Regions from separate parts of the Homo sapiens genome. Here regions 2, 3, 4, 5, 6 and 7 are each linked to region 1. A link is a contact called in ENCODE Hi-C or POLR2A ChIA-PET data. All regions are on one chromosome and are shown on one strand. Each heading gives the region's core, a stretch centred on a gene start or an enhancer-like site at or near the end of the contact. The rest is flanking DNA. Distances are from core to core; before and after follow the strand shown. Region 1 holds the start of LAMP1 (lysosomal associated membrane protein 1). Region 2 holds the start of UPF3A (UPF3A regulator of nonsense mediated mRNA decay). Region 3 holds the start of CDC16 (cell division cycle 16). Region 4 holds the start of RASA3 (RAS p21 protein activator 3). Region 5 overlaps RASA3 (RAS p21 protein activator 3). Region 6 holds the start of TUBGCP3 (tubulin gamma complex component 3). Region 7 holds the start of ATP11A (ATPase phospholipid transporting 11A).

Region 1 (3,150 bases), core at 367-2,866:
GAGTTTTTAAAACATGAAACAAAACATCAAAGTTATGAGGCTTGTGAGCATCTGTAACAAAGAACAATGCAGTTGCTGTGACATGACAAAACTTGTTTCTGCAACTCCTTTCATTAACTACACCTGACCCTGTCGCAGGAGCTGAGCAAGGCTTCAGGCTTACTATTGGAATAAGTTCATCTCTGTGGCTATTCAGGCAGTTCAAAGAATTCATTTTACACAACAGGCAAAACAAAAAAGGGAAGCCAAGATCCATTCACTCACAGTAACAGAGTTTTACAGCTGGATGGGACTGAGGGATTTAAAGAAGTCAAGGCAGATGTGTACAGGAGTGTATTTCTATATCTACTTAACTCACACACACTCCCCCAGCTTGATTCTACATCACCTTTCAGATCCTGGCATTTAAGATAATCTTCTCATATTACGGGGGAGGGCGGCGGGGGGAGGAGGTGAAAGAATAGTGTTGGCGGGGGGCAATCCGGACTGTCTTAAAGAGACAGCACACATCCTCTTATTAAGACAATAAATGAGAACGAAATTCACTAGTCAATACAATATTGAGCACCTACTGCCCATCTGAGCTCTATAAACTGACAGAAGAGAAGGGTGCTTCCCCACGTGTTCCCTGGTCCCGCATTTCGGCCTACAGGAACGGCGCTCTTTAAACTACTTACTAGACATGAACATTGCCACCGTGAGTCTGAGGCCAGCTTTCCCTCATCTTGTCTACTACGGAATCTTGTGAAATCCCAAAGATAACTTTAAAAATTATTTTAACATACATGTGAATTCACAATAACATAAATACACTCGCATCTCCTCCACACCGCTGAAAGAGGAGAAAGGTTCAAGTACAAAGGTGGGGAATGCTCGCACCGGCTTCTCCCTGTCCTGGGTGAAATCCATGTTGGGAAGAGCTTGATCTAGGTCACCCACCCGGGAGCTGAGACCACAGACGTCCCTGCCACCTTCGGCGGCGCAGCCTCGTCTAGATCTCACCGCCTCAACTTGCCAGGAAACTTAACGACCTGAAAGCACCAGACCGCCGAGCAAGCCATCGGAAGTTCCCTTTCGCACTCACCACCACAGAAAAACTGAGTTCAGTGAGACAGACCTTAGAGGAGCCAGGTCCTGGGATGAGACCTCCTGGTCCCCCAAGCACCTGCCATTGAGCTCCGCTCCGACCCTACGACCCCGAGAGAAACACCCGCCCGCGGGCAGAGCCGGCCGGGACCAGGAGCAGTGGGTGCGGGGCGACCCGCGGGACAACGACCCGGCAGTCCCCCGCCCTCAAGACCCAGGGACCTCGGCTCCGCCCGGTCCCGCCGCTCCCAGGCCCCGCCTCGACCCCCTCACCGAGCAGCAGCAACAGCAGTAGCAGCAGCAGGGGTCGCCGGGCGCTGCCGGGGGCCGCCATGGCGCGAGGCGGCCGGGTACGGTGCGGGGAGCGGGGGCGCGGGCGGCGGTTGGGCCGCGGACTGCCGGGCGCTGCGGTGGCGGGGCGCGGGCGCCAAGGGCTGGCGTTAGAGACAGCGGCGTTACCAGACGCAAGAGGCCCGGCCACTGCGACGCCGGCACGAAGAAGACACCGCGGCCGGCAGCGCTTGTCACGTGAGCTGCGCCGCGCCCGGGCGTCACGTGATCCCGCGGGTCTCGCGAGAGCGCGCGCGTCGAGCGCCGGCGGCTCGGCTCCCCGCAGGTGCGGCAGCTTCCAGCACCGCGCGCCCCCTCACGCGTGATGCAGGCCGACACGTGACCCGCAGCGGCACGTGACCCGCAGCGGCACGTGACCCTGGACCCACGTGACCCGGCCTGGTCCGGGGGACTGGGGCCGAGCCGAGGTCCTGAAACGGGAAGTGGGCTGGGTTCGCGGAAAAGGAAGAGGAAGAGTAGTGGCGGGAGAAAGTGAGGAAAGAGGAAGCCCGCGAGGGGAGAAAGGGCAGACGGATCGCGGACGCCCAGGCCTCCCTTCAGCCTGCGAGGCGTCCCAAACGCGGGCTCTTTATGGACAGGAGGGTGGTGTGGGTGGCAGCGCGGGTGACCGGCCGGGTGCGCGGCCAGGGATGGGCGAAGGGTTTGTCTTTTGGTGAGTGGGAAGCAAGTTCCTCACACAGGGAGGCCACTGTGCCCAAACTCTTGAGTGGTTTTAGGAAGGAAATAAGGGATCTGAAATGGGTCAGTGCGGCCTTCCGCTCGTTAATCGCGGGCTGAGGGAAGACGGCACCAGGCTGCCCAAGGTGAAGGTGAAGGTGCGATGGCGATACTCTTTGGCTTACAGAAAGTTCCTGTCGAGCACTTTGTTTTTTTTTTTGAGACGGAGTCTCGCTCTGTCGCCCAGGCTGGAGTGCAGTGGCGCGATCTCGGCTCGCTGTAACCTCCGCCTCCCGGGTTCAAGCGATTCTCTTGCCTCAGCCTCCCAAGTAGCTGGGATTACAGGCGTGCGCCACCACGCCCGGCTGATTTTGTATGTTGAGTAGAGACGGGGTTTCACCAGTTGGCCAGGCTGGTCTCGAACTCCTGACCTCAAGCAATCCACCCGCCTCGGCCTCCCAAAGTGCTGAGATTACAGCCCTGAGCCACGGCGCCTGGCTCCTGCATTTTAGAAGTCTGAAGATGCTCTGTTTTTTGGCTTGTCATCATATAGGATTTATGGCCTTTTGTTAAAATACTATTTAATTAAGGCCCCTACGCTACTGCTTTGTATAAAGCACCCGTCGCATAAGTACCTACATCTTAGAAAAAGATTTAATCTTACATTTCAAAAGGCATCATAGCAACGGGGACTGGATGTGCACCTAGTTAATAGAGACAGCACTCAGCCAGATAAAGACAGGACCAGGCACTCACTATCAGTCCTCACCAGAGGACTGTGACCTTAAAAAGGGCGGGATTTGACCAATTCAACACTGGCATTTTGATAGACCCCACCTTGCTGTCACTTGTGCTTAGCACCCTGCATCTGCTGCCTAAGGATCTGCTCACATCAAGGACTTCCTTGGAAGACAATGACTTCTGTCTGGATCAGGCTGGAATACACTCCTTGTTCCCGTCATTGCTTTCCTTGGATTGATCCATTAACCCCTTTTCCTATCCTCTTTCTCTTGATGTCCAATGTTACTTTGTTTGATGGGGAATGTTTAAACCATA
Region 2 (3,150 bases), core at 430-2,929, 980 kb before region 1:
GGGAGGCTGAGGTGGGAGGATCACTTGAAGCCAGGAGTTCAAGACCAGCCTGGGCAACACAGTGAGACCCCCGTCTCTACACAATTTTTTTTTTAAATCAGCCGATCATGGTGGCACACGCCTGTGGTCCCTGCTACCTAGGAGGCTGGAGGATTGCTTGAGCCGCAGTGTGAGGCTGCAGTGAGCCGTGATTGCGGCTGCTGCACTCCAGCCTGGGCAACAGAGCAAGACCCTGTCTCAAAAAATAATAATAATTTAAAAAGCACGAATATTCTAGCAATACTTCATTAGTATACCTACAGATTATAATAGATTTTTAAAAACCAATAATCCAACCTTTGCTGTCAAGGAAGATATATCCATCAAAACGATCTCTAAAAAGAAGGATGTCATCAGGATTCCTAAAATTAATGTATGCTCTTGAGTAGAGATGAGGATAAAGACTGAAATAAGAGATAACAGTGAAAATGGTCAGTGAAAAATACAATAGTCCATTAATTTAGCCTCTTTTTCCTTTTCTGGGCACAACAAACTACTTTAGATAAAACTTTTGTGCCAAATCATCTCAGTTAATTGTAACAACTTGGATATTCTTTAGCAAAAACAAACGCAAAACGTTAACTTTACAAGGCAGAACTCAGGTCCCTTCTCCACTGCCCAGAACCGGTCCTCCGAGGCTGAAACCCTAAGGCAAGGCCAGGGCGCACTCCCAGAGGAACCCGTGGCGCCGAGAGACTCTCCTGACTTGGGGACCTTCTCCGGTATTTAAAACCGCACTGGCTGCGGCACCAGCGTGGAGGCCACAGGAAGAGCCGGCGCCCCCCGGCCCCGCAGCGCCCCGTCCGCGGACGAGCAGGGAAGCCCGGGAGGCGCCGGGCGGGCAACGCTGGTCCTTTCAAAGGCACCCGCTTTCCTAAGCGTTAGCCGTCTGAAAATCATCCGCATTTTTCATGTAAACCACATCTGTGTTTCTTTGTTGGTGGTATTTTTCTTTGACGGAACGGACACGTTTTACTGAAATGTATTTATTCAAAAAGCTCACACGACTCCCATATAGGAGAAATCAGGGTAAGGAACGTAAGGCAACGAGACGGCCACCGCCGCCGAGCTCTGGGTTCCGCCCTCTCTTCCTCCCCTCGGGGCGGGCCTCACCTCAGGTCGGCGGCGAAGAACTCGAAGTAGTCGTGTGCTGGCAGCGGGCGCAGCTGCTCCTCCAGCTGCTCCTTGGTGAGGCCCGGAGGCAGGCGGCGGATGACCACCTGCGGGGAGCGCGCGGCCGTTCCCACCGGGGCGGAGCGTGGACAAGGAGCTCAAAAGGCACCGCGTACCGCGCTGGGAGGCCCGGCCCCCGCCCCTCCCTCCCCTCCCTCCCCTCCCTCCACTCAGGGCCGTCCTCTCCTCGCGAGGTTTGCGCGCCCCGCCCCCGTCCCCACCTTGCTCAGGGCCGTCCTCTTCTCCTCGCGAGGTTTGCCCGCACCGCCCCCGCAACCGGAGGACGAAGTTGGCGGCGTCTCAGCCTCCTGCTGCTGCGAGTCGCGGTGGAACTGCACTTCTAGGGCCGACAGCTTCTCCCTCCCGCTCGGGCCCCGCGCGGCAACGGCCGCCCGAAGGCCTCCGGCCCCCTCCTTTTCCGAGCGCATGCCGCACTCTCCGCCGAGCCGCAGCCGCCAGCCCCCGACGAAACCTCGCGAGAGCTCGGCCGCCCCAGCCCCGCCCCTCCTCGAGCCGCGGCGGTCGGGGCCGCCCACGAAGGGGTCAGGCGCTGCGGGACTAGTCGGGGTCGGGGTGGTGACCTCCGGCCACACAGCCTGGCTTTCCGCCGGGTCAGGCGGCCCCTCAGGGAGCGGCGGCCGCGGTTTAGGGCGGCCCCGGAAGCGGGGCGCCGGCGGCTTTGGTCCGGGCGTGGTGGGAGGAGTTCGCGGACAAGCCGCCCTCCCATCCCAGCACCGTTTTTATCCCACTCCCCCAGGCTCTCCGTGGCCGGGGCGCCATGAAAGCCGGGTTCACATTTGAATTCTTAATTTTTTTGGAGACAGTCTCGCTCTGTCGCCCAGACCGGAGTGCAGTGGCGCGATCTCGGCTCACTGCAGCCTCTGCCTCAGCCTCCTGAGTGGCTGGGACCTACAGGCACGCGCCACCACCCCTGGCTAATTTTTTTGTTTTTTTAAAGTAGAGACGGGGTTTCACCTTGTTGGCCAGGATGGTCTCGGTAACTCCTGACCTCAAGTGATCCGCCCACCTCGGCCTCCCAAAGTGCTGGGATTACAGGCATGAGCCACCGCTCCGGGCCCTTGCACATATTTTTTTATGAACACACAGGCAGCAGCACTTTGATTACAGTAACTTACATGGAAGTTATTTTAAAATGGCTTTCCCCTTCTCTTTTTCATGTAGGCTGCATTTTTCATCTGCAGCACGCTTTCTCTCAAGAATCTCAAGCACACACAAGAAACCAGAGAGTAAAATCACTGAGGCGTGAACACATCCAGAGACCAAGGGCGTCACTGGCAGAAAAGCTTTTAGGCGGATCCACGGCCCGAGAGCCACCCTGCCCAGAGACGCGGTTTCCTAGGAGCAGTTCACACGCGGCTCTGCAGCACCCACAAGCGGGGCCAGGGGCTGGTTTTCATAGTTCACAGTCTGCAGGGATCTTAACAAAAACATGGCCGTGGTAAAAGTGCCTAGACCAGGCTTTCGTCACAACTCAGTGAGTAGGAAGACTAGTTAGGCTGATGAAAAGCTCTGATGATGTGTGATTAAAAGTAGGAAAACGTGGTTGCCAAATAAAATATTTTACTATATAGTCAGGGGGAGAGATGGGGATAAAAAAATGTGGAAACCATTTATTTTAAAATTTTGACTGTTCCTGCAGTGTTTAAAATATAGGAGATATATTCTGATTATCTTTAGAAAGAAACTGCTCTCAATCTATTTGTATGTCTTCCCTCTGGTTTTAAAATATTAAACAATCATCTAACTCAATATTTAATTTTACCTCTAGTCATGTTACTAGGTTAGGATAATAAAAAGGACTGTGAACTTCACATCTGCCATCTATAATAGATTCTTATTGTAGCAATCTTGCACCAAGGGGATTTCTTTATTAACTCTGCCAAATTTTCCAAAATTACCAAATGGAGAAAAGAGCTG
Region 3 (3,150 bases), core at 292-2,791, 940 kb before region 1:
TAATATCTTTGTATATGCAACTTATGAAGGTAATTTTTTAAAACTCATACACTGTAAAAATGTATCGTGAAACATACAAGTGAAATGCAAGTGAAACAGCAAAAGCTAGTCATTAACAATTCATGTGTGATTTATATAACACTTTCAACGAGCTGTTAATGAATCCCAAAGTGAAATTTAGAAGACAGAACACTATACTCAAATACCTTATATAACACAGTGGCAGTTTTAATAACACTCAAGTTTAAAAACACACACACATAAATTAACTAAGCTTCACTGAACATGGGGAAGAACTCACCTCCTCCAAGTCTAACAAAAATGAAGGAGCCGACAATGAGGGCCACCCACAGTGACCTACGGCTAGCTTTAGACCCTGTTCTGCTCCTCAGTCCTCAGTCTTCTACAGTCTCTGCCTCAGTTCCCCTGGAGACAAGCCAGGACCACTGCTGCTAGCCCGAGGCAGGAGGAATGCCAACGGGATAGTTATAAATATGCTCAATACCGGTGTCTCTGGCTGGAAACCGGGCCTGTCATATTCCTCACTACGTCTCCGTACCGAAGAAAAAGTGATCAGAAAACACTGAATTCAACTGACTCATGGTAAATAAAAACACAGCCCTCCAAATGGACTGCAAACATTTGGCCACGTCAGTTAGCACCCAATTCCGAAAACTCTGCATTACCATGGCTTTTCTTTCCCTTTCTTTCCAATTTCCTGAAAGAGCAAGCATTTCAACAAAAAATAAACAACAATATAGATAAAACTGATGCTGCTGATTCTCGAAGACACTTCTTGCCTTAAACGCTCTCTGCTATTCAAAGGTAGTGCAGAGAACACAGACATAGTTAACGAGAATTTTTAAAGTATTGATTTGAGACAACAGGCTTCTTCACATCTTTATTCACTTAAATTCAGCCCAGTAAAAATTACAACTAAACCTCTCAAAAATGTTTTATTAGCTAGCCCTGCAACTTTCCTCCAAAAATTGTCCTTCAACTTGCACTGAGTAGTCAGTGTTTCCTGGGCACCTCCTCCGCGCCAGGTGCAGAACGAGGCTCAGACCCGACTGAGGCGCCCCGTGCGCTCGGGGGCCTCCACTCCCCGGGCTGTGCCCCTCCCAGCTGCAGGGACCGCTCCCTTCTGGGCGAGGCGGAGACAGCGCTGCTGGCCCCAGATGAAGGCCCAGGGCCGGCCCAGTCCTTCCCCACCAAGAGCCCCGACAACAGTCACCCCAGCCCCACGCCGCGCGGAAAAAGACCCGGCGAGGCCTGGGCCCCGCACCCCGAGTCGGGGCCGCCCACCTGGTCGAGGTACTGCCGGACGCGCTTCCGCAGCCGCTCTAGGTTCATGGCGGCGCGGGCCCGGCCTCACGCCACACTCCGCCGCTAGGCGCGCGCCTCCTGCACCCTAAGCACCCCGCCCCGTGCCCGTGCCCGTGCCTGCAGCCGCCGCCGCCGCCCCAGGACTCGAAGGCCGCGGACTCGAAGGCCGCAGGTCCCCACCCACACCCGCACCCCCCACCCAGGCCCCGTGCACTGCCCAGGCTCTTCCGCTCCAGGCAGGCCCCGCCCCGGAAGTCCACAGCAAACGAATCCCATCTGGCGCGGGAAAACGGACCCGAGTTGTTGGTTCCGATGCCTCTCCTGGCACGTGGGCTTCTGGTTGCCTTGGGGCGAGAGCGCGGCCTCCCTGGAATCGCTGCGGCGCCTCTGGGCATTGGCGAGAGAGTCAGGAGGGCTCGGGGCCGGACCACCCACCCGGGCAAAAAAGCAGGTGGCTGCTGAGCCTTCTTTCCCCAGAATGTAGTCAACATTTTAAAAATAAGAGCAACGCACTCTCATTACAAAAAAAAAAAATTGTGTGCACAAACAGCAAATGAAGTCAAAGACAACCTAGGGAAAAATTTGAAACCTATCACAAAATTCGAATTTCCTTATAATGTAGAGCCAATATTCCCTTTACATATATGTAATAAGTCAGTGGGAAGAGACCAATGGCTCAGGAGAAAGACAGGCAAAAAACAGTTCACAGGGAAAGAAATGCAAATAGACTTTAACATACGAAAGAAAGTCCAACTTAATTCATAATAAAAATTAAAATTAGAGTACCACTTTTCATATGTTAACAAAGATCACAAAGGTTGATGACACTGCTAGCAGGAATGTCGGGAAGCAGGCACCCTCAAGTTTTGTGAGTGGTATTGGTATACTCTCTAGGATGAACGAATTGGAATATCTTCCAAATTTAAAGGTGTTCGTGCTGTTAAACCTAATGATTTTTATTTTGGGAAATATACCATGGATTTGCATTTTTGCATGTGTGCAAAATGACCTGTGGTTTCGTTTGTAATAGCAAAAGATTGCAGACAATTTAAACACCCATGAAGTATGGAACTGAGTAAATAGGTCATGATACGCTCACGTAATGGAATACTCGCTGGCTGTTCAAAAGAACAGTCAGCTTTGCATGGACATTGAACGATCTTCAAGATATAGTATGTGGGAAAAAGCAAGTATAGGATCGTGTTTATCGTATGCCTGCATTTGAGTAAAATACGAATTTAATGATAGGTAGAAAAATCCCTAAACTGTCCCAGGAAGGAAAAATGAGAAAACCGGCATAGCGCAAGGCCTCTGGAAGGAGTGCTGGAAGATGAGAGATGGTAGAAGTGGGAGAGGTACTTCCTTGGATATCTTTTTGTGCTTTTGAATTTCAGTCAATGTGCATATATTACCTTTTGTGAAATTAAATCATTCAAACTTAAAATAATTTAAACTTGAAGCTGTTGGAACTTTGAATTACCTGAGCCTTGAGGGGAATGTGGCTACGCGGCCTAGGTCATGCCACACCCAGCTGTAACTTCTGCCTTTTTCCCTGTAAACAATAAAGACCAAATGGCACCGGAGATAAGACCCCCTCAGATCACTACCCCTCCTCATGGAGTTATAACGCAATCTTCCTTCAAATACAGAGATCCCTAACCAATGGAACCGCTGCGGCGTGTGCCCCTGGTCTCATATGAGAACTGTGGTGATCCTGCTGGAGCTTCTGTCTCCGCCTGGTAAGAGAGACCTGAGCTCCACTTGGAAAGGCTGACCCCATTTGTCCAGGTGGCCATTCTCAGGCTCTGTGCTCAAATACACACT
Region 4 (3,150 bases), core at 201-2,700, 840 kb before region 1:
GTATGTGTGTATATATGTGTAGGGTGTGTGTGTGGCACTGGGTGCAATGAAGTTTTGCAACATAGAGGAGGGAGTGTAGTCTCAGTTCATATACACACCTACAGTTCATACACACACACAAACATACTCCTCAGAGAGGAGGTCAGGGAGGAGGAGACCTCGAGACAGAAGAAAGGGAGGTAAGGGTGGTACCTGCCCATGCTGGGGTCTGCAGGGGGACTGGGGGGGGACCTGCCCATGCCGGGGTCTGCAGGGGGACTTGGGGGGGGACCTGCCCATGCTGGGGTCTGCAAGGGGACTTGGGGGGGGACCTGCCCATGCCGGGGTCTGCAGGGGGACTTGGGGGGGGGACCTGCTCATGCCGGGGTCTGCAGGGGGACTGGGGGGGGACCTGCTCATGCCGGGGTCTGCAGGGGGACTGGGGGGGGACCTGCCCATGCCGGGGTCTGCAGGGGAACTGGGGGGGGACCTGCCCATGCCGGGGTCTGCAGGGGGACTTGGGGGGGGGACCTGCCCATGCCGGGGTCTGCAGGGGGACTGGGGGGGGACCTGCCCATGCCGGGGTCTGCAGGGGACTGGGGGGGGACCTGCCCATGCTGGGGTCTGCAGGGGGACTTGGGGGGGGGACCTGCTCATGCTGGGGTCTGCAGGGGGACTGGGGGGGGACCTGCTCATGCTGGGGTCTGCAGGGGGACTGGGTGGGGGAGACCTGCCGGTGCCGGGGTCTGCAGGGGGACTGGGGGGGGACCTGCCCGTGCCGGGGTCTGCAGGGGGACTGGGGGGGGACCTGCCCATGCCGGGGTCTGCAGGGGGACTGGGGGGGACCTGCCCATGCCGGGGTCTGCAGGGGGACTGGGGGGGGAGACCTGCCCATGCCGGGGTCTGCAGGGGGACTGGGGGGGGGAGACCTGCCCATGCCGGGGTCTGCAGGGGGACTGGGGGGGGGGAGACCTGCCCATGCTGGGGTCTGCAGGGGGACTTGGGGGGGGGACCTGCCCATGCCGGAGGTCTGGGGTGGGGGGCTGTGTGTGCGTGTATGTGTCCCCGCCCCCCTCGTGCGTCTGCAGCAGGTGCCTTCGGATCGCATCTCAGGAGCTGGGGCTGGGCGCGGGATTCCTCCCCTGCCAGATCGTTGTACGTGAACTTCTCTTGGCAAAGTTCGTCCGCGAGTCAATCGCTCAGCCTCGCTCAGCGGGCCCGGGCCGCGCCGGCGACCTTCCTTCGTCTCTTCCGCCAGGCAGCCCGCTGGGGTCCCTTCCGCTCAGCGGCCAATCCGCGGGGCGGGGGCGGGGGCCGAGGCCTCGGGGGAAGCCGATCCCTGCGCCCCCCGGGTCTCCGCCACCCGCCAGCGCCGTCCCTGCCAACCCCGCCCCTGCAGGGCCCGGGCCAGTTGGGAGCAGGGGCCGGGCCGCGGGCGGAGCCTCCCGGTCCCCGCCCTCGCCCTCGGCCAACTGGCGGTCTTGCAGGCGGGCGGACCCTCGGCCGCGCTCGGGGCTCCGGCGCCGCCGCTCCTCCTGCTCGGCCTGAGCTGCCCGGGCTCGGCGCGCGCTTGGGGCGAGGCTCGGCGGGCGCGGACGCGCAGCATGGCGGTGGAGGACGAGGGGCTCCGGGTCTTCCAGAGCGTGAAGATCAAGATCGGTGAGTGTCCGCCGGCAGCCACGCGTCCGACCCCCCGGCCCGACCCTGTCCTCTCCCGCGCCCGCCTCCCCTCCGCAGATCCTTGCTGGGGACCCCGGCGGAGACGCCCTCCAGGCGCGGCGCGCTCCCCGGAGAACGGCTGGTCCGGCTCCGCGGCCCCTCCCCACCTCCCCGCCTCCCCGGGCCTCGGGCTGGGTCGAGTCGGCTCCGGGGTAACGCGGCTCCCTGCGCCTCCTCTGCGCCCGGAGCGGCCCCGGTCCCTGGTAGCGGCGGAGGAGGTGGGGTCCCTGCGCCGAGGGACGTCTGTCCGCGTGTGCGCCCGAGCGTGTGCCCCGCGTGTTTGCAGGAGTGCGCGCGCCTGAGGCTGTCTGGGCGCCTGCACTTCAGGTGTCAAATCCACTGACGTCGGGGTCTCGGCATCTCCCTTTCTCCGCTGCGCCCAGAAACTTCCTTTCCGGGGAATGTGGAGGCTCCTTCACGCTTCTCCCCAGGGGCGTGAGGCCCCGGCGCGCTGCTGCTGCTGTGCGCGCGCGTCTGTGCCTGCGTGCGCGCGTGTTTGTGTGTGCTTGTGTTTGTGTGTCCATGTGTGGGCGGTGTGTGTGCGCGTGCGTTTGTGGGTGCATGTGTGGGTGCGTATTTGTGTGTGGATGCATGTGTGCGCGCGTGTGTATTTGTGTGTGGGCGCGTGTGTGTGCGCGCGTTTGTGTGTGTGCATGTGTGCGTGTGTGCTGGTGGGGCGTTCTGGCTGAGGGCTCCCGCGGGGCGGGGAGACCCCGGACCCATCGGCACCACGTCCCTTTCCACTGAGAAGTGGCGGGCGAGCTGGTGGCGACCAGGGCCTGCGAGGCTGCGGTTTTTCTCTGGGCTTCAGCAGCTTCTGAAGTGGGCTCCCGGAGGCGTTTCCGGAGAGGAGGCTGTGTCTGGACTTCTGGTTTATCTGGAGGGATCTGCTTTTCCCTGGTTGTTTTATCTTGGGAGAGTGATGTGGAAGTCCTCCCCCTCCCCCAGAGCAAGACCGTTTCCTGGAGTGACTGTTCCATATTCATGCCATGAGTGTGCTGGACCACAGCGCGGTTCAGGCTGGAGAGGCTTCCAGGGCCTGCAGTGTCGCGGTCCCCACGGTCCTTCTCCCCCACTGAGCCGCACTTCGCAGCCGGCCTCTTCCCGTGTGAAGAGGCCTCCGGGAACGGGCTGAGTGTCAGTTGTTGATGACATTTGATGCTGCCGGAGGCATTCCAGCTCCCCTAAACCAGCGGGCTGTTTCCTGTCGGCTTTATTTTGGTTTGCGGATCATCGCTGAGACACTGTCTTGATATTTGGCCCAGAAGCGCTGCAGCTAGGATGTGGCAGCACTTCCGCTTTGAGTAGTCCAGAGAGGAGGGATTTCTTTTGTTAATGTGGTTTAAATCCGCTGTCACTTTCATACAAGAAAGCCAGAGCTGGCGCTCCCTGAAGTGCCTGAGGTCGCCTTGCCTGGGTGGGGAAAGGTCGCGGCCCGTGGGGGTCAGTTTG
Region 5 (3,150 bases), core at 282-2,781, 770 kb before region 1:
TGCCCACGTGTAAGACTGTGGCGCCGTTTAGCGTGGACGCCGGCAGCCCTGCCCACGTGTAAGACTGTGGAGCCGTTTAGCGTGGACGCCGGCAGCCCTGCCCACGTGTAACACTGGCGCCGTTTAGTGTGGACGCTGGCAGCCCTGTCCATTTGGAGGGCTGTGCGGGCTGGCCGCCCCTGTAGTGTGAGGGCAAAACGCAAATCAACCCACCCCATACAAAAAGTTGGCAGGAAAGGTACTTGAACCCAAAAGCTGGCTCTCTCATAAACTTGCAGCTGGAATCCACGCTACATCTGTGGTCGGAAGCCCTCCATCGGTGCACATGCATTAACAGAGTCCTGTATTAGTCATTGGTCGACATCCACCTGAGAGGCAGGTGTCAGGCAGGGCTGCCCCACATGCTGGGGAGTTTAGTCCTGGCCACCGCCCCCTCCTTGCTCCATGGTGGCACCCACTTTGGGGCCGGTCCCCCAAGTCTCCTGGTCCCCGAGTCTCCCATCCCCCGAGTCTCCCACCCCCCAGTCTCCCAGCCCCCAAGTCTCCCGGCCCCCCGAGTCTCCCAACCCCCGAGTCTCCCGGCCGCCTGAGTCTCCCAGCCCCCGAGTCTCCTGGCCCCCCAGTTTCCCGGTCCCCCCAAGTCTCCCGGCTCCCCGAGTCTCCCAGTCCCCAAGTCTCCCACCCCCCAGTCTCCCACCCCCCAGTCTCCCGGCCCCCGAGTCTCCCGGCCCCCCAGTTTCCCGGTTCCCCCAAGTCTCCCGGCTCCCTGAGTCTCCCAGTCCCCGAGTCTCCCACCCCCCCAGTCTCCCACCCCCCAGTCTCCTGACCCCTGAGTCTCCCGGCCCCTGAGTCTCCTGGCCCCCCAAGTCTCCCGGCCCCCGAGTCTCCTGGCCCCCCAAGTGGTCCCCTGAGTCTCTCAGCCCCCGAGTCTCCCGGCCCCCCAAGTCTCCCGGCCCCCGAGTCTCCCAGCCCCCCAAGTCTCCCAGCCCCCGAGCCTCCCAGCCCCCCAAGTCTCCTGGCCCCCCGAGTCTCCTGGCCCCCCAGTTTCCCGGCCCCCTCAGTTTCCCGGCTCCCCGAGTCTCCCGGCTCCCCGAGTCTCCCGGTCCCCGAATCTCCCATTCCCCCAGTCTCCCACCCCCCAGTCTCCCGACCCCCAAGTCTCCCAACCCCCGAGTCTCCCGACCCCTGAGTCTCCTGGCCCCTGTGTCTCCTGGCCCCCTGAGTCTCCTGGTCCCCCGAGTCTCCCGGCCCCCGAGTCTCCCAGCCCCCCAAGTCTCCCGGTCCCTGAGTCTCCCAGCCCCCCGTGTGCTTCCTCCAAGGTCAGTGTCACCTTTAAGGTCTGATGGTTCATTTGGCAAAGTCGCTGTGGAAAGAAAAAAGCCCACGTCTGCATCTCTGAGCTCAGAAGGGCCCCAGGGTGCTCTCTGGCCGCTGGGTCTGCAGCCGGGCAGGAGCCCCTTCTCACATTCCCTGGGGAGAAGCACTTGGGTCAAGTTTGATTTGCTGTTGCCCAATATCGCCGTCTGACTTAGCAGGAAGCTGCAAATGGAATGTGTGAGGAAGGAAAGGCGGAACTCAGCTTCTCTTCTTCCCTCTTTCCCACTAAGGAGGTCACCGACCCAGCTCCACCTCAGGCCTGTGTCCCCCACGCCTCCTCCCTGCGTGTGGCCCGGGCCCCTGGGCCGCGCGTCCGAGGCCCTGGAGTCTGTGGGGCCTCTTTATCGAGTGCTGAGCCGACGTCTGGGGAGAGCGTCCTCTGTCTTCCCTTTTTTCTGTATTTTTCAAGGTGGAGGTTGAAGGGCAGTGTCTGTCACAGGTTTAACTTCAGAACGCATCGAAGTGGACACATTTCAGAGAACAAGCCCTTTCTCTCTGGCCTTGGCCCTTCTCCAAGGAAGTGATTTTGGCAGTTTCTGTCCTACTAGAAAAATAATTTTCTGAGGTTGAGAGTGAACTGTGTTCACAATCCATACCTTTTAGAGCAATCATTTTTAATCATTTAAAGGGCAGCCACTATTTGTTTCCTTATTTACTTAAACTAAAAGGCTCCCTGAAATTGGGTTGGCAGGGCTGGGGCTTGGGAACCAGCTTCCCGCCCTGGACCTCCCCTGGGCCGGCACCCACGACCCTAAAACAAGGAGATGACCCCGCTCCCCAAGGCTGCGCTGCAGTGGAAATCACCGTCTTGTCCAGCAGAAAGGAACAGCTGGCGTCACACACAACAGAACCTAAATCTCTCCTTGCTGGGTTAGTCCAGTCATTTGCAAGAATATTCAGTAAGTGTCGTGTCCTCATTTCCTTCCATCCACGTAAGGACGTGGAATGGTGTCTGTCCCTGCCTGCTTCCTCTGCGCCCACGTGGCTGACCTCTCCCCAAACCCTCATCCACGCAGACAGTCCTGGCTCAGGGAGGCTCTGCCTCAGGGTTCTGGGTCTGACCCTACCCCCTGCCACTGGGGTTGAGGCTGGGCAAAGCCCTCTGCCCCACGCGGAGCCCTGGCCCCCCCTTTCTGTGGAGTTGCTCCTGCGTCCTTTGCAGGGTTCATTTGCATGCCCATCTCGGGGAGAAGGGGCCGTGGCCACAACAGGAAGAAACTGCAGGCGTGGCTGGTTTCTGTGCCCCCTCCACCCAGAGGTGCCACGGCCTGAACTCCTGCTCCGAAAGCTGGTTATGCGTTAGGTTACAAAGCTGTGTCTGTAGGAAAAGTTCTTTTGTTTAAAAAATCATGAGCACCCCCAAAATGATCTGGATACGCAGACAAAAACGTCAATGTGATGTGATTTCTGAGAAGTGGAATTATGGGGGAGTTCTTGTTCTTTTGTTTGTGTGTTTTATGTACAATTAGAAGTTACAAGTCAAGGAACAGATAGATCTTCTAGAGCTGAGCGAGGAGAGCTGGGTCTTCCCAGGCAGACGAGGACATCAGACATCACCAGGGACCCTCACTTGGCAGCCCTGAGGGGCAGGCTCTGAGCTCTTCTGGGTGGAAGCCCGTCCCGTCCTGTGTGCACGCAGTGGGTGTTTGTTAAAGACAGGGAGGTTTCTTTCTGTTCATACTGCAAGATGTAAATCACCCCCAAAATAGTACTTTTGTGTAGTAGAAATGACTAAACCAAGAAATGTCTCCACAGCTCCAAAGTTTTTCGGGA
Region 6 (3,150 bases), core at 304-2,803, 710 kb after region 1:
TAATGATTTTGGCAATAGTATGGCTTGCCATAATTCTGAAACAAGGCACCCATTTTTTTGTGGGCTGACTAGAAAAGGTTAAAAATCCTTTGTCTCCATAGCATTCCAAAGTTATGAGCTACTCTATAAGCATACCTGCTATTGGTATAAAGATTAGCAGTTATTCCTTTTGCCAACTGACAGGCTCTAATTAATGCTATTAACTTTGCTTGTTGAGATGATTGCTCCTGGAAGACAAGCACTTTCTATTTCTTTGGGCAAAGACGCTATGGCATAACCAGTGTAATACCTTCCAGCTGCATCTTTAAGTAAGAGCCATCTGTAAACCAAATAACATCAGCGTTAGTGAGGGGGGTTCTTGCATGTCTGTCCTAGGAGAGAGCTGGTCAGGTAAGATGATGCAGTCATGCAGCGTTTCAGCTGAAGGTGGGGGAGAGGGTGGCAGGATTTAGATGACATCTGGACATTGTAGTATGCGGCTGAGAGAATAACTTCATGAGAAGCCAGTTACTAACTGATCGTGTTGAGTGTGATGCAAGTTTAGAAGCGTTTCCACAGAATGCGTATCGAAGGCAGTGAGGGGTGATCGCATCCTTGGTGGTTTGGTTGCTCTTGCAGAGCTGTGATGGTTGTTGCATCATGCAAGGAGACAGTCCTTTAGCTGTAGGGTCTAGTTGTTGACTGTAATACCCTACAAGTCTGCTTTGTCTCCATGTTTTTGAGTCAGAACGACAACAAACGTTTTACTTGCCAACAATTCTGCAACCTGAGCTGGACCCAGGCCCGACGGGCTTTGCAGACAGTCACGTGTGTGGCTGGCCTCAGCTGGGATGTTGGGATAGCTGGGTTGTCCTCCCTCTTCCATTTCATAGGATCTCGGGATCTCTTTCCATCATTTTTCCTTAGGAAGTTGGCCTTTTAACATGGTAGCTCACGGCTCCCAAGCGTGCACCCATGTGTAAGCTTTAACGATTGCACTGAAGTTGGCTTGGTGTAATTGTCTGCTTATCGATCTTTTTCTCGGCAGGTTTCCTGTTCTCTCACTCCGTACGTGATTAATTTATTTTCCCAGGACGTCCCAGTTACCCGGGCCGGGGGGGACCGGCCCGCGCGGCAGTGCGAGGTCGGGCCTGAGCAGGGCGCCTGTTGGATAGCGTAGCAGGTGAACTGCCCACTGCACGTTAACAATCGTAACACCCTGCACCCTTTAAACAGGCTTCTTTTTTCTTTTCTTTTTTAAACAGGCTTCTTTCATCAGAAGTGTGAATCAAACCAATGCCGTTAACACACACACCCCCACACCCACACACCAAATTATGGCCTTTATGGTGCTACCGGCCACCAAGTGCCCTCCAAGCAAGCCCGTCACGCTCGCGACTCCGGGGCCGCTCTGTCCGCGCAGCTCGAGGGCCTCGGGCCACCTGTCGCCCGGAACTTTCTCGGCCGACCGGGCAGCAGCAGGGGGAATGCACCAGACAGGGCCGGGAACGCTTAGGCAGCCGCACGCGCGGCCGCGGCGCAGGGAAGAAGCGGGGCATTGTGGGAAGCGCCCGCGCTTTCGGCGGGTTCCGTTAAAATGGCGCCCTGGTGGCCGGCGGCGCCCGCGCCTTAGCCTGTCAGGAGCAGGGAGCTTGCGGGGCGCAGGAAGGGCGCGGGCCGCGGTCCCTGCGCGTGCGGCGGCAGTGGCGGCTCTGCCCGGACCACCGTGCACGGCTCCGGGCGAGGATGGCGACCCCGGACCAGAAGTCGCCGAACGTTCTGCTGCAGAACCTGTGCTGCAGGATCCTGGGCAGGAGCGAAGGTAGAGTGGCCGGGCGACGCGAAGCCCGCAGACCCGTCCCGGGGGCTGCTCCCTGCGCGTGCAGCCCTAATACGTTCCGGGGCTGGAGGAACGAGGATGCAGGGCCGGGCAGAGGGCTGGGGGACGGGCCGAGGACGTGGGGCCCGGACGAGGGAGCGGAGGGCTGGGGTTCGAGGGTCAGGGAGCCGGGGAGGACAGCGGAGGGCTGGGGGCCAGGACCGGGGCGGAGGGAGTGGAGAGGCCAAGGCCGGGGCGAGAACGCCGGGGCGGGAGGCGGGAGGGCGGAGCCGAGCCGGAGCGGGCTGAGTCACCGCTCACTCCGCTCGCGGGTCCGTCAGTGAGGACGGGAGGAATGCCAGCTCGCCAATTTATCCCCCTTCTCTGGTGTCACGCGCCGTGGGAGGGCGCCTCTGCGCGCCTTTGGGTTCATCCTGTGGGGTGGAGAGAGCGGCTGCGCCGCGGAGGTGGATGCGGGGTGCTGGAGTGTCACATCATCGTCCCTTTTCGTTAGGAAAGTTTAACAGGCTTGAGTATTATGGGAAGAGGGTGTTAACGACTGTAACTGCCGTGTTTTCCTACTGTTTAAAGGGTTGAAGGTTGGATTTGATATAAAACTATTCTGGGAAAGTTCACATGGCGAATATTGTTACTAATAAGCAAAACTAATCCTATACGGTAGGTAAAACCATTTTGTAGTCGAGGTACTTTGAAAGAAATGGTACAGGATGCCATTTCTTGCTCCTTGTTTTGGCCAGGTTGGTGGGGCAGAGAGTGAGGATGCACCATGAGGGAATTTTCTGAGTAATGGAAGCAACTGAGTTACATCTTAAGCACCAAAATGTGGAAAAGAAGTTACTCAATTTTTGAAGGAAGACTTCAAAGTTACATTTAAAGTACTGAGAATGCATTTTGACCTTTCATGCTTCATGACAATTACTGTACATAATTCATTGGATGTTCTATGATAATCTTGGGGCAATCATGAATAATTTTGTGTCGCTATTAAATGAGTGACTTCACACAGTTCTTGCTGCATCTTGTAAAGTTTGATTCTATCACTTTATTTATCTAAGAAATCTTTGAGGACAACCCCGTCCTCAAAGTTCCCCCCGGGAACTGTGCTAAGTGCTGGTGATGCAGATGCACAAGTCATTCCTCCCACAGATCTGACAGACACTCTACTGGAAGAGACAGATGATAAACCAGCCATGTTAATTAGCAATAAGTACTGTGGCGAAAAAGTAGGGTAAAGGAATAGAGAGGGAAGAGGCAGGTGAGGGAAAGCCTCTGAGATATTTAAAGAGACCTGAATGGAGTAAGGGAGGGCCATTTGAACATCTGGGGAAGGT
Region 7 (3,150 bases), core at 651-3,150, 610 kb after region 1:
ATCAGAATCACCAGGGGTGAGTTCTCTCCACTTAAGTAAGTCAGGCTGACCTTCCTAAGGCTTCCCCGAGATCAGGAAACGATGTAAGGTGCACTCAAGTCTCCTTGACTCTCCGAGGTTTTTGGTTAATAAATAAATCCGGGGGAAAGCATTGATCTGGCATCCCCCACTGAAAAGAAACCTATCTATCTTTGGCCAAGGTCTCCTATTTAAAGAAGGCTCATAAATATGAAAGGCTGCCTGAGGTAATTCCTATGCCGGGAAAGAACAAAGTTCCCATAATACTGCCCTCTCTAGTATCAAACCCGGTGCATGCGACTTCTCGAACCTGTGATTGACCAGTGACCGCCAGCCTCTATGGAACAATGAAGCCTCTTGTGCAAGACAGTGGCAGGAAACGCTGTGCTTGGGACAGTTTTCTTCCTCTCCTACACACACACACACACACACACACCCTTTTTTTTTTTTTTTTTTGATACAGAGTCTCGCTCTGTCACCCAGGTTGGAGTGCAGTGGCTCGATCTCGGCTCATTGCAACCACCGCCTCCCGGGTTCAAGCGATTCTCCTGCCTCAGCCTCCTGAGTAGCTGGGATCCCAGGCGCCTACCACCACGCCCGGCTAATTTTCGTATTTTTTAGCAGAGACGGGGTTTCACCATGTCGGTCCGGCTGGTCTCAAACTCCTGACCTCGTGATCCGCCCGCCTCGGCCTCCAAAAGTGCTGGGATTACAGGCGTGAGCCACCGCGCCCGGCCACACACCCCTTTTTACACCTAACGCCAGGGATTCCGGTTTCCCCTCCTCTGGTGTAAAACAAAATCAACTTTTCCCCTTCCGAGTCTTCCCTCCTGAGCTCTTCACTTGCTTATCACTGAAGGGGCAAATTCCAGAGGAACCCAAGAAGACCCCGGACTTCTGATCTAATTGGTTACTTTAAGGTAAAAAATAAAAAGATTCCAAACTCCGCTTCTGAATCCCCCAGGGGTGTTAAAGAACAAACACAATTGCTACCTTTTTCTGCAGAAGTGTAACGCTTCCTCCCAATCCCTTAATCTTACAGACACGGCTGCGCGGAAGCCGCATCTGAAGGTTCCTCCCCAGACCCGGGCCCCGGCGGGGTCGAAGTTGGCTCCCTCCGGGCGCCCGGTCCGCCGGGACAGCTCGAACCCCAGCCAGCCTCTCCGAGGGACCCCCAGGGCGCTGCGGGCGGGAAGGGGGCGCCAGGCGGCCGCGGCCAGGGAGCAGGTGGCCGCCCGGGGCTGGGGCCCCGCGCTGTGCCCACCTAGACCCCGTCGGAAGCCCCAGGGTGTCAACTCCGAGGCCCCTCCCCAGCATCCCGCTCGTCCCCGGGGGCGGTCCGAGTCCCAGACATCGGAGACCTCCCGGGACCCCGGGGCTGGACCGGCCACAGGGTCCGGGCTGCGGGGCCGGCCCGCGTCTGTCTGGTCCCCGGGTCCCCCAGCCCGCGCCGGGAGCACTCACGTATCTGTGCACGAGCGTCCGCACGAGGCTGCAGTCCATGGCTCCTCCGGCCGCTCCCGCTCCGCCGTTCAGCGCCCCCGCGCCCGGCTCGGCGCGCCCATGGGCTCCGGGGTACTAGTGCGGCCGCGCCCCCCGCTCCGGTCACGGCCTCGGCGCGCCGGGCGGTGCAGGGGGCGGCCGCGGCCCCTCCGCGCTCATGCCCGGCCCGGCCGGCGAATGCTGGGTCCGCGGCCCCGCGCGTCGGCAGCTGCTCCACTGGCGGCAAGGCTGCTGCTCGGGGCCGCGCGCGCGCGCTCTGGCGCCTTCTCTCTCCCCGTCGGTCCGCCCGCTCGGTTGGGCTCGGCTGGAGCACCCCGGCCGCGGCGGAGCCTGCGCTCTGCTCCTCCCGAGTCTCCTCCTCCCCTGCCCGCCGCCCTCTGGAGCCTCCGGGCCCCGCTGGCTCCTGCCCCTGCTCCGGGCGCGCACGTCACCGGCGCAAGTGAGCATGCGCCCCGCGGCCGCAGCCCCCGCCGGCCCCGCGCCCACACCCGCGCTCGCACCCGCGCGCCGGCCCTGCCCCCTCGCGCCTCCGCCCGGGCCCCAGACCCTGGGGGCAGAGGGCAGAGGGCAGAGGTCAGAGGCCGCGGGGAGGAACCCCCCTGTTGCTTCCGCCTCCCGGGGCGCAGGCGCTGGGCGCGGCGGGGAAGGGACTCGGCACTGGGGAAACCCGGAGTTTCAGCCAGGGTCCCAGGGCTTCCTTCCCGGGTTCCTGCCGGAAAACTTTTCTCCTCCGCCCGGAAGCCTCGATGGGGCAGTGAGATCGCGGGGCGAGGTGGGAGTGTGGGAGGGGGCCGCGGGCAGAGAGCGGGAGTCCGGCTGGGTGGGAGATCTCCTGAGCCGAAGCTGGGTCTCGCCCCAGCGTGGCGCCACCGACCCGCAGGCTTTTCCTGCTCTGCAGATGGAGAGACACAGGGACGCTCCTCAGGTGGCTGCCCTGGGCTGCCAGCCTGTCAGTGGGAGGGGAGGGTGCAGACAAGAGGCCCCTGTTTCCGAAACCCCTCTGTCCCCAAAGCTGCGACAGCAGAAGACACTTAGGCGGCCTGAGGGGTTGGTGAACCACAGAGGAGCTCAGCTTCGCCTGGTCTCCAGCTCCCGGTGGCGGTGGCGTGTCCTTAATGCTGCTGGCTTTGAACTGGACTGAGAACTATTTACCACACAAACACCACCATTTCAATCCCGGAGAATGCCTGTTTTCCCTAGGGTGACCTGGCCGGGGTAACAAACACTTGTTCTCTAATTCCACGGTCAGCCTTGACTTAATTGAGGTACTTGATTTCCAACTTCCTGTCTTGCTGCCACAGATAATCACTGATGAAACCAAACAGGCAACACCTTTTGGTGGCCTGTGGAGAGCGCTGCCCCGTCTGGGTCTTAGGAAGGCAATTGAATATGAATGTTCTCCCGAGTGCTTGTGGAAAAGAGATGGTGTTGGCCACTTTTTAGACGAAGAGAAATGAGTACTAGTGAACACTAATCATAGTGACTAAACAGTAAACGGCTCCCATTTGTTGTCGGCTAAAGCACTGATTCTTCATTTTCCATCCCAGCCTGTCCTGCTCTGGCCTGCCCTGTGCTCAGGAAGCTGGCGGTCCCCCTCAGTGGATCTTCACCCACAGGGACAACCTGCTG

Evidence for each region. A loop is a pair of places that touch in the nucleus more often than their neighbours do. ChIA-PET counts read pairs that join two places held with the same protein, here RNA polymerase II (POLR2A). Pooled maps may share reads with other maps.
Region 2: a pooled map shows a loop between it and region 1 (18-fold over the local background). The contact joins the promoter of UPF3A here to the promoter of LAMP1 in region 1. A Hi-C loop is called at or near these places in 3 of 37 single-sample maps with no recorded cell type and 9 of 50 pooled maps.
Region 3: a loop to region 1 is called in a pooled map, with 37 times the contacts of the local background. The contact joins the promoter of CDC16 here to the promoter of LAMP1 in region 1. A Hi-C loop is called at or near these places in 3 of 37 single-sample maps with no recorded cell type and 9 of 50 pooled maps.
Region 4: a map with no recorded cell type shows a loop between it and region 1 (6-fold over the local background). The contact joins the promoter of RASA3 here to the promoter of LAMP1 in region 1. A Hi-C loop is called at or near these places in 3 of 37 single-sample maps with no recorded cell type and 10 of 50 pooled maps.
Region 5: a pooled map shows a loop between it and region 1 (7-fold over the local background). The contact joins the enhancer-like site here to the promoter of LAMP1 in region 1. A Hi-C loop is called at or near these places in 4 of 37 single-sample maps with no recorded cell type and 5 of 50 pooled maps.
Region 6: a loop to region 1 is called in a map of CD14-positive monocyte, with 5 times the contacts of the local background. The contact joins the promoter of TUBGCP3 here to the promoter of LAMP1 in region 1. A Hi-C loop is called at or near these places in 2 of 168 maps with a recorded cell type or tissue (CD14-positive monocyte and CD8-positive, alpha-beta T cell), 7 of 37 single-sample maps with no recorded cell type and 16 of 50 pooled maps.
Region 7: a loop to region 1 is called in a map of CD4-positive, alpha-beta T cell, with 8 times the contacts of the local background. The contact joins the promoter of ATP11A here to the promoter of LAMP1 in region 1. A Hi-C loop is called at or near these places in 3 of 168 maps with a recorded cell type or tissue (CD4-positive, alpha-beta T cell, CD4-positive, alpha-beta memory T cell and naive thymus-derived CD4-positive, alpha-beta T cell), 5 of 37 single-sample maps with no recorded cell type and 15 of 50 pooled maps. POLR2A ChIA-PET finds 5 or more read pairs at or near these places in 1 of 52 experiments (activated CD8-positive, alpha-beta memory T cell).

Annotation. Positions count from the first base shown.
Region 1 is chr13:113,295,705-113,298,854 of GRCh38, reverse strand. It overlaps LAMP1 (lysosomal associated membrane protein 1), which reads right to left and starts at 1,616. Exons shown (of 9, transcript NM_005561.4): 1 at 1,360-1,616. The coding sequence starts at 1,420. RefSeq lists an enhancer at 796-975 and a silencer at 1,206-1,485.
Region 2 is chr13:114,280,130-114,283,279 of GRCh38, reverse strand. It overlaps UPF3A (UPF3A regulator of nonsense mediated mRNA decay), which reads right to left and starts at 1,679. Exons shown (of 10, transcript NM_023011.4): 1 at 1,434-1,679; 2 at 1,153-1,259; 3 at 337-443. The coding sequence starts at 1,640. LOC105370384 (a long non-coding RNA gene) reads left to right here and starts at 2,211. Exons shown (of 4, transcript XR_007063887.1): 1 at 2,211-3,150. RefSeq lists silencers at 662-871, 1,252-1,431, 1,662-1,931 and enhancers at 1,011-1,698, 2,152-2,451.
Region 3 is chr13:114,233,288-114,236,437 of GRCh38, reverse strand. CDC16 (cell division cycle 16) reads right to left here and starts at 1,541. Exons shown (of 18, transcript NM_001078645.3): 1 at 1,306-1,541. The coding sequence starts at 1,353. RefSeq lists a silencer at 1,223-1,582 and an enhancer at 1,693-1,742.
Region 4 is chr13:114,130,923-114,134,072 of GRCh38, reverse strand. It overlaps RASA3 (RAS p21 protein activator 3), which reads left to right and starts at 1,450. Exons shown (of 24, transcript NM_007368.4): 1 at 1,450-1,638. The coding sequence starts at 1,584. It overlaps LOC107987192 (a long non-coding RNA gene), which reads left to right and starts at 3,070. Exons shown (of 2, transcript XR_001750050.2): 1 at 3,070-3,150. RefSeq lists silencers at 1,145-1,244, 1,275-1,934 and enhancers at 1,727-2,354, 2,525-3,024.
Region 5 is chr13:114,067,577-114,070,726 of GRCh38, reverse strand. The region is part of intron 2 of RASA3 (RAS p21 protein activator 3); the gene reads left to right. Among named protein-coding and RNA genes, the nearest start is that of RASA3-IT1, 41 kb to the left of the region's middle. RefSeq lists enhancers at 2,569-2,748, 2,829-2,918, 3,019-3,078. Within about 2 kb of position 1,531, at least 17 of the 41 ENCODE cell types and tissues checked have a DNase peak (open chromatin) inside an H3K27ac peak, as active enhancers do.
Region 6 is chr13:112,586,556-112,589,705 of GRCh38, reverse strand. It overlaps TUBGCP3 (tubulin gamma complex component 3), which reads left to right and starts at 1,553. Exons shown (of 22, transcript NM_006322.6): 1 at 1,553-1,801. The coding sequence starts at 1,726. It overlaps LOC124903251 (a long non-coding RNA gene), which reads right to left and starts at 1,520. Exons shown (of 2, transcript XR_007063945.1): 1 at 290-1,520. RefSeq lists an enhancer at 738-1,557 and silencers at 1,623-1,842, 1,873-1,932, 1,963-2,082.
Region 7 is chr13:112,688,788-112,691,937 of GRCh38, reverse strand. ATP11A (ATPase phospholipid transporting 11A) reads right to left here and starts at 1,900. Exons shown (of 30, transcript NM_015205.3): 1 at 1,483-1,900. The coding sequence starts at 1,521. It overlaps LOC102725228 (a long non-coding RNA gene), which reads left to right and starts at 2,123. Exons shown (of 2, transcript NR_187633.1): 1 at 2,123-2,275; 2 at 3,069-3,150. RefSeq lists enhancers at 1-247, 2,546-3,063 and silencers at 1,108-1,347, 1,368-2,297.